Linked DNA regions of Homo sapiens: region 1 is linked to region 2. Evidence: chromatin contacts called from ENCODE Hi-C or POLR2A ChIA-PET data. All regions are on one chromosome and are shown on one strand. The core of a region is the stretch at or near the end of the contact, and the rest is flanking DNA. Distances in the headings are between cores, read along the strand shown.

The links. A loop is a pair of places that touch in the nucleus more often than their neighbours do. ChIA-PET counts read pairs that join two places held with the same protein, here RNA polymerase II (POLR2A). Pooled maps may share reads with other maps.
Region 1: a pooled map shows a loop between it and region 2 (5-fold over the local background). The contact joins two enhancer-like sites. A Hi-C loop is called at or near these places in 1 of 168 maps with a recorded cell type or tissue (GM12878), 13 of 37 single-sample maps with no recorded cell type and 10 of 50 pooled maps. POLR2A ChIA-PET finds 5 or more read pairs at or near these places in 2 of 52 experiments (OCI-LY7 and WTC11).

The regions. Positions count from the first base shown.
Region 1 is chr15:78,166,400-78,169,814 of GRCh38, reverse strand. It overlaps IDH3A (isocitrate dehydrogenase (NAD(+)) 3 catalytic subunit alpha), which reads right to left. Exons shown (of 11, transcript NM_005530.3): 11 at 1-893. The coding sequence ends at 810. It overlaps ACSBG1 (acyl-CoA synthetase bubblegum family member 1), which reads left to right. Exons shown (of 14, transcript NM_015162.5): 14 at 1-2,347. Among named protein-coding and RNA genes, the nearest start is that of IDH3A, 19 kb to the right of the region's middle. RefSeq lists an enhancer at 1,984-2,283. Within about 2 kb of position 2,159, at least 3 of the 41 ENCODE cell types and tissues checked have a DNase peak (open chromatin) inside an H3K27ac peak, as active enhancers do; they include OCI-LY7, where a contact is called at or near this core.
Region 2 is chr15:78,047,662-78,051,426 of GRCh38, reverse strand. All of the region lies in intron 2 of TBC1D2B (TBC1 domain family member 2B), which reads left to right. Among named protein-coding and RNA genes, the nearest start is that of TBC1D2B, 28 kb to the left of the region's middle. Within about 2 kb of position 1,251, at least 14 of the 41 ENCODE cell types and tissues checked have a DNase peak (open chromatin) inside an H3K27ac peak, as active enhancers do; they include OCI-LY7, where a contact is called at or near this core.

The DNA.
Region 1 (3,415 bases), core at 910-3,409, 120 kb before region 2:
TCAGGGGCTCAGAGGCTGTGACAACTCATGATGCTGAAAATGTATCCAGTGAAAATGAAGTACTAGCTCTCTGCTTCATTAAAAGCTCTTGGAAAGAATATTAAATCTCAAGACAACAAAATAATTGAACACACAATACATTTGTGTCTTTGTATCCAATATATTACCTTTGTCTTATTAACAAAAATTATATCTCTCATTATATATTTCTTGGATCTGAAGTTTTTATTCACACTCAGTAATTTCTGTAAAGGACAAATCTGTCTCTATTTTCCATATCATTTAGAAATATACCACATTCACTCTTTTTGATGTGAACTTTCCCAGGAAAATTCTCTTGTGCCCATTTAGTTTTAGAAGAGTGTCATTTTGTGCTATTATGTCAATATCCTGTTTTATTTCCATTATGTTTTTCAAAAACCGAAGAAAATAAGGTTTTTCTTAAAAAGTTAGACATTTTCTCTTGTTAATTCTGTATCCTGTTATTTACAGCTGAAGAGAAACTATTTTAACTTAAGTGTAAAATGGTTTAGAATAGCAAATGATACAGTCCACTCAGAGTTTACAAAAAAAACATTTACCAGGTAGACACTTAATAAATAAAACAAGCACTTGGAAAAAGTTCTTTGAAAACAGACCTAGGGACATCCACCTGCATCTTTTGCACAGATTTTGTTAAGAAAAGGCCAGATCTAAAAATGTACTGTCAAGAAACAAGCAAACCAATGCATACATACGTAGGTATTCTAAACAGAGGTTCATGTGGTGTCCATTTAGAGTGACTGATGTAAATGCCAGTTGTAGAAGTGTTAATCTAAATCTTTTACTCGGCGACAGATTTCCTCTGTGAAGTCTGAGCATTTTGCATTGCCTCCCAAATCTTTTGTCAAGCTCTGAGAAAAGGAAAAAGCAAAAATAAAAGATGTATCCGCAAACTAAACTAAACCAAGGAGATTTTAAAGCCCTCAGTGAGATGCCACCTGGGCAAGTTACTCGGCTGCTCTTTCATTTAGTTCCTCATTTCAAAGTGAGGAACCACTCCACCACCATCTACCCAGCCCAGGAGGATCGGGATCCAATCTCATAGTGTATACAACAGCACTCTGCAAAGAATAAGGTGCTCTTGATGCAAAGGGAGGCAGGGAGCTTTACCAAAATTTTCCCTTTGTTCACACAATAGACCCTAACCCAGATTAGTTGGTCATGGATATTTAAATAAAAGCGAATCTAAATAAGAAGTTTCATAAAAATCCTTGGGAAATATGTCTCAGGAATAGACCTGAGACATATTTTGATCTATTTTTGTTTTTATTATTATTTTTTTTTTAGATGGAGTCTCACTCTGTTGCCCAGGCTGGAGTGCAGTGGCACGATCCCAGCTCACCACAACCTCTGCCTCCTGGGTTCAAGCGATTCTCCTGCCTCAGCGTCCTGAATAGCTGGAATTACAAGTGCATGCCACCATACCCAACTAATTTTTGTATCTGATCTATTTTTGGAGGCTGGGACACAAATACGAAAGAAATATTTAAATCATTAACTCTTTTTTTTTTTTTTAAGAGACGGGGTCTCACTATGTGGCCCAGGCTGGTCTTGAACTCAGAGGCTAAGGTGATCCTCCTGCCTCAGCCTATAGCTGCAACTACAGGCATGCACCACCACACCTGCCTAAATCATTAACTCTTAAACCTCCCTCTTTAGGAAAGAAAGCCTCCCATACAACTGATCTGTTCTACCAGCTTATCCTTTCTTTCCTGCATACAGACCCCAATATATTTAATTCTCTTTATCTTTCCATCCTACACAATAAAAGGGCCCACTATGTAATTCAGGCACCTCTCTACTGGGCTGTAGATTATAACTTCCCAAATATAACTTTAAAGAATAAGAAAATCATATGACCTCCAATGTGACTATCAGGCTGTTAAAAACAAGCCTGAATTTCTTGTATTTTGGCCACACGATATAATTTCAAATTACAGAATTTTTTTAAAAGAAGGGACCAACTTTGAAGATATTACGCTAAGTGAAATAAGCCAGACTCAAAGGACAAATACTGTATGATTCCACTTACATGAGGTACCTAGAGTAGTCAAATTCATAGAGACAGGAAGCAGAATGGCAGGTGTCAGAGGATGGGAGGGGGAAGGGAAAGTTACTGTTTAACGGGTGCAGAGTCTCAGTTTGAGAAAATGAAACTGGTCTGGAGATGACTGATGGTGATGGTTACATTACAATGTGAATGTACTTAACATTATTGAACTGTATACCTAAATACGGCTAAAATGGCAAATTTTATGTTATGCATATTTTTCACAATTTTTGTTAAAAAGGACCTCAAATTAGGGATGAGTCTTCAAGTGCATTATTTCCTCTAACTTCGGAATAGCCCGCGACACTTCTTCCACAGGCCACAATTGCTTACCGAGGCGGTGGAGCTTGTTGGGTAAGGCCCAGACTGCGTGTTAATACCAACTTGGGTCATTTAGGAGCTGTAAAACCTTGGACATATTATTTATTCTCTCTGTACCTCAGTTTCCTCATCTATAAAATGGAATTATAGCATCTACTTCAAAGAGTTATAGAAAAACTTTGCTGAGATGATATATAAAGAACTTAAAAGTTGCATAAGTATTCAATTAATATTAGTTATTACTTTTATAAAACTTCTGTATTGCTTTTGTATTATAGATGCACACAGTGTAACATATAAGACTATTGTATTAGAGGTACATCTGCATCTGTATCTGCCACTAGATTCCCAGCTCCTTGAGGCTCAGCATCTTACCCTATTCATCATTTTACTCTTCACACCTTATAAGGTACACTCAACAGACGTTTGTTGTGAAGAGTAAAAAGTTGTCTATAAAAATCAATGAACTTGGCCGGGTGTGGTGGCTCATGCCTGTAATCCCAGCACTTTGGGAGGCTGGGGCGGGAGGATCACTTGAGCTCAGGAGTTCGAGACCAACCTGGCCAGCATGGTGAAACCCCATCTCTACTAAAAATACAAAAATTAGCTGGGTGTGGTGGCACACGCCTGTAATCCCAGCTACTAGGGAGGCTGAGGCAGGAGAACTGCTTGAACCCGGGAGGTGCAGGTTGCAGTGAGCCAAGATTATGACACTGCACCCCAGCCTGGGTGACAGAGCAAGACTCTGTCTCAAAAAAAATCAATGAACTTGGCCAAGGTCACACAGCTAACAATAGGATAATTGGGCGTGCACCTGATGCTGCCTCCCAAACCACTGACCTTTCCACTGTACACTGATGTCTATACATCAGTGCTGCTTAACTTTTTTTGGATGAAATATCTAGATCCTCACCTCAGAAAATGCACACATGTGCACACATACCCTGTTCAATCTGGGACCCACGTTAAGAATCCTTGTTCAACATCAAATGCTTGGGCCCG
Region 2 (3,765 bases), core at 2-2,501:
TAAGTCACGTATCCTGTAGTACAGGGTTAGGAAACTGTGGCTCTGGGAATTGAAGTTTGTTCACCCCTCTTCATAGTTGTTATAAAGATCAAATGGGAAACTGCATTGTTAAGTGTAAAGAGCCATATGTATGTGTATATACACATATATATTGTATACATATATATGAGATGATATCATTTTGAAAGGGTTAGCATTATGTTTAGTTGTAATTAACAGGAAACCTTACTAATAAGGACTTACACATAGGGAGTAATTTGTCTCACATGATAAGCAGTTTGTGGCTGGCATAGCTACTCACTAGTGCCACTGAAGGGCCCAAGCTGTCTCTGACTCTGTATTTTCCATTGCTAGAGTGTATTAGCTTTCCTGCTCATGCTAGCTGCCCCTGGGGGTGGCACTTACATCAAAAGGAGAATGCTTTCCCAGAAACCTGTGGCTTATGCATCATTGGCTGGAACTGTCATATGGCCATTCCTAGCTGGAAGGAGTCTGGGAAGCCAAGTATTTTAGCTGAGCATATGGCCACGATCAAAACCAAGGTCTATAAGTAAGGAAAAGCTGGATTGAATATTCATTAAGGAGCCAGCACTGTCACATAGTTGCTTACATTAATTTTTTTTCTAGAATCTGTGTTGAGTAAGAGACTTTCCTGTGTGATTGGAACTTGCAGCTTTATTATTAGTCAGTATCTGTTCTGTCTGCCCTCTATTTTGTAGCCTGCCCTCTGAAGGCATGCCATGCCTCAAATACCATTCTACATTGTCTTCTGTGTCTGGATAGATAAAGACCTAGTTTCAACATAAAAGAGTAATTTGCATAAAGATACAATCAGGTGTCTATAAACCTTTATAGCTGTTGAGAATGAGGTAGCTAGAACCCAAAGGAGGTGCCCATAAATGGCTAATAGCCTCATTACAGGATGTATGTCTAGCACATTCCGTTTACTTCATTCCCCACATAAACTAATAAGAAAACAAGCCAGGGATAACAACACCCTGCTTTTTTAAAAAACTTCTTGAAAGTTCATGAGTACTAAAGCACTCATGGTCATAGCAGGCTCAAATGCCCAAGTGCCTGTTTGAATATGGATGGTATTTCTTGCAGAAAATTGTATTGTGAAGACAGTTTGAAGGATGACCACACATTTCCTCCCCTGAAGCAGCTGCATTGGTTAGTTGAACTGTTACACTTTTAACAGCTTGTGTGCAAGGGGATGGCGTGGGAGGAGTAGCTGTAACTTTCAGTCCTCAGGCAGCCTGAGCAGTGCTCTCGGTGCAGGATGCAGGGTGTAGAGAGCTGCCAGAAGGAAAGCCATCAGGTGGAATGCAGGCCCCGCGTTGGCAGTGCCACAGGAATTACACATCATCCTTTAATGTCGTGATTCCATACAGAGATCAAGGAAGCTGTGCTTTTGTGTAATCCTTGTAAAATGCTGCAAAATACCATGCGTTCTTGTGAAGTATCAGTCATGGTAGTTACCAGTGTTGTATCTGAGAGGCAGCATGGGGAGAGCTTATGGGACCTTGAGCACATCATAATTTCCCCATCTGTAAAGCAAGATGCTCTCTGAACCAGTCTGTGAAAGTCAGGTTGTGAAAGAATGTGACTGTGGGAGGGAGGATGTGAGGGAGATGCTGAGTGGGGTTAGATTGCAGTTCTGTCTCGGAGGAGCCTGCTAGAGAGGGTTGGAAAGGAGTCTATGTGGAACAGGCTTGCAATTTGGTGTCAGCAGAGACATCCTCAGCCTAGATTTGGTGGGACTTGGTGCAGGTGAATACAGGGATTGATGTGGCTGTGAATGGGGGTGGGGTGGTGGCTGAGCCAGATTGCAGGAGAACAGGGAGGAATGGGAAAGGAAAAGAGGGAAACCCCCACCCCAGGGAAACCCCCACCCCAATTCAGGGCATCTGTCAGAGGCAAGGTGGCAGGAGAGAGGAAAGTCAGGAAGTATGATGAGTATAAACCCACTCAAGAACTGCAGGGGCCTTTGCTGCCTTCTGCCCAATTGGCCTTTTGTCCCATGCCATGTTAGCAAGTTCTTGTCTTTTATGGATTAATTTGGTCATTTAACCAATATTTATTAAGTCACTCCTCTATGCTAGGTGTTGGATATGCAGCTGTTAGCAAATCAGATAGAGGTTCAGTTCTCACAGAGTTGTGTCCTTGATGGGGGTAGGGGACAGGCAAATGAGCAATTAACCAGACATATGGACTGGCCCATCCTGGGGCCTCTCAGGACCTGGTGGTTGGCTGCCCCTTTTTTCTGGTACTTAGATGTATGCTATGTCCTCACTTGGAAGATATTTCTATTCCTCCTGACTGGGTCCTTCACAATCTGTATTAAAACTCACATTGATAAATAAAAAAATTTTTTTCAGATTAAACCCACCCTGTCTTCCTCCAACTCCCAGTGTTGACACCCAGACTTTCGTTTGCTGTGTGCTTTGATGCATATGGGTACAACCCTTTCCCAGTGTTCTTTTCTCCTTTCTTGGATGCAGCTGCAAGCCTGGGTTGAGTTTTATGAGAATTCTCCCACTGTACACAGTTCTGTGCTCTGCAGAGGTTGCTGGCGGAGCACCTAGGCCTGACTGAGACAGCAGGAGAGGAGAGGGAAGACTCACTGAGGCAGTCCGGTTGTAGGCAGGAGCCGCCCCTGTGCGGGGAGTCCCATTAGGAGGAGACTTTGAGCATCATGTGTTAGAATGCAGTAAGTGGGAAGGGCTCTTGGAGACCAGGGAGGCTGAGACTGCCCGGGTTCACACTGGATTTAGAGGCAGTGCTGGAATCAGAACCTAGGAAATGGGAACAATGCAGTCGGAAACTCCCTCAGAGTTTTCATTTAGGCATTTGAAAATGTTTAAAAAAGACAGAGGTCTAAACACCAAAAACCGTCAGGCACAGACTTTCTTTCCCCACTGAAGCTGTAAGACAAAAGACATGTTCATGAACACTAGTCCAGCCTCTTAAAATCTTCGAGGAAATGTTGCCATGTCCTAGTTTGTGTTTTCCCTTAGTGTCCTCCTTGAGGCGGTTTCCTGCATGCTAATGTTAGGACATGTATTGAGGAGAAGCCAGCAGCTCTGCTTTTCATTAAGTAAATCTCACGTGGTCTCTTAAAAACCAAAAACCAGACAAAAATAACAGTAACAGCAAAAATGTATTAAGCTGGAAAAGAGCTTCTTTTTCAAGTCAGATAATTACTTTTAGAAATTTTCCTCCAACGTGTTCCTCCCTGGTCTCTGGTCCCTTTTCTCCACCCCTCCTTGGGGCCTCTGAGTTCCTCAGGAAGTATTTCCAGTATGGGCTGTGGGTTGCTGCAAGGCCTGGGGTTTTCTTGGTAATAGGCACTTTGCCACATGAGCATTTGACAGTCCAGTCTCGCAGAGGGGCCGTTCATCACCTTGCTACTAGCCCACACAGGAAGAAGAGGCTGGACTCAGCCTGTAACAGAAATCTGTACAGTTTGTTGTGTTTATTTCCTGACTTGGCTTAGAATTGTGATGATGATTGTAAGACCAGCCTTTGAAGTAAAGGAGTTTGAGCTGCACCTTTACCCCATGTGCCTGTAGACTGACACATGGTGTCACCAACATTGAGCACCCCCTGCCCCCCACTCCAGACACTGTGCTCTCTAGTAGGTACACTCATCTCTACCTGCCTTGCAATATTTGTATACTGCAGGGGCAGGTGTCTGGGTTCTGGCCCTGGCTCTGGACTCTAGTGTCCTGATGGAGAAAGTAGGTAGGGAGACTGGACTGG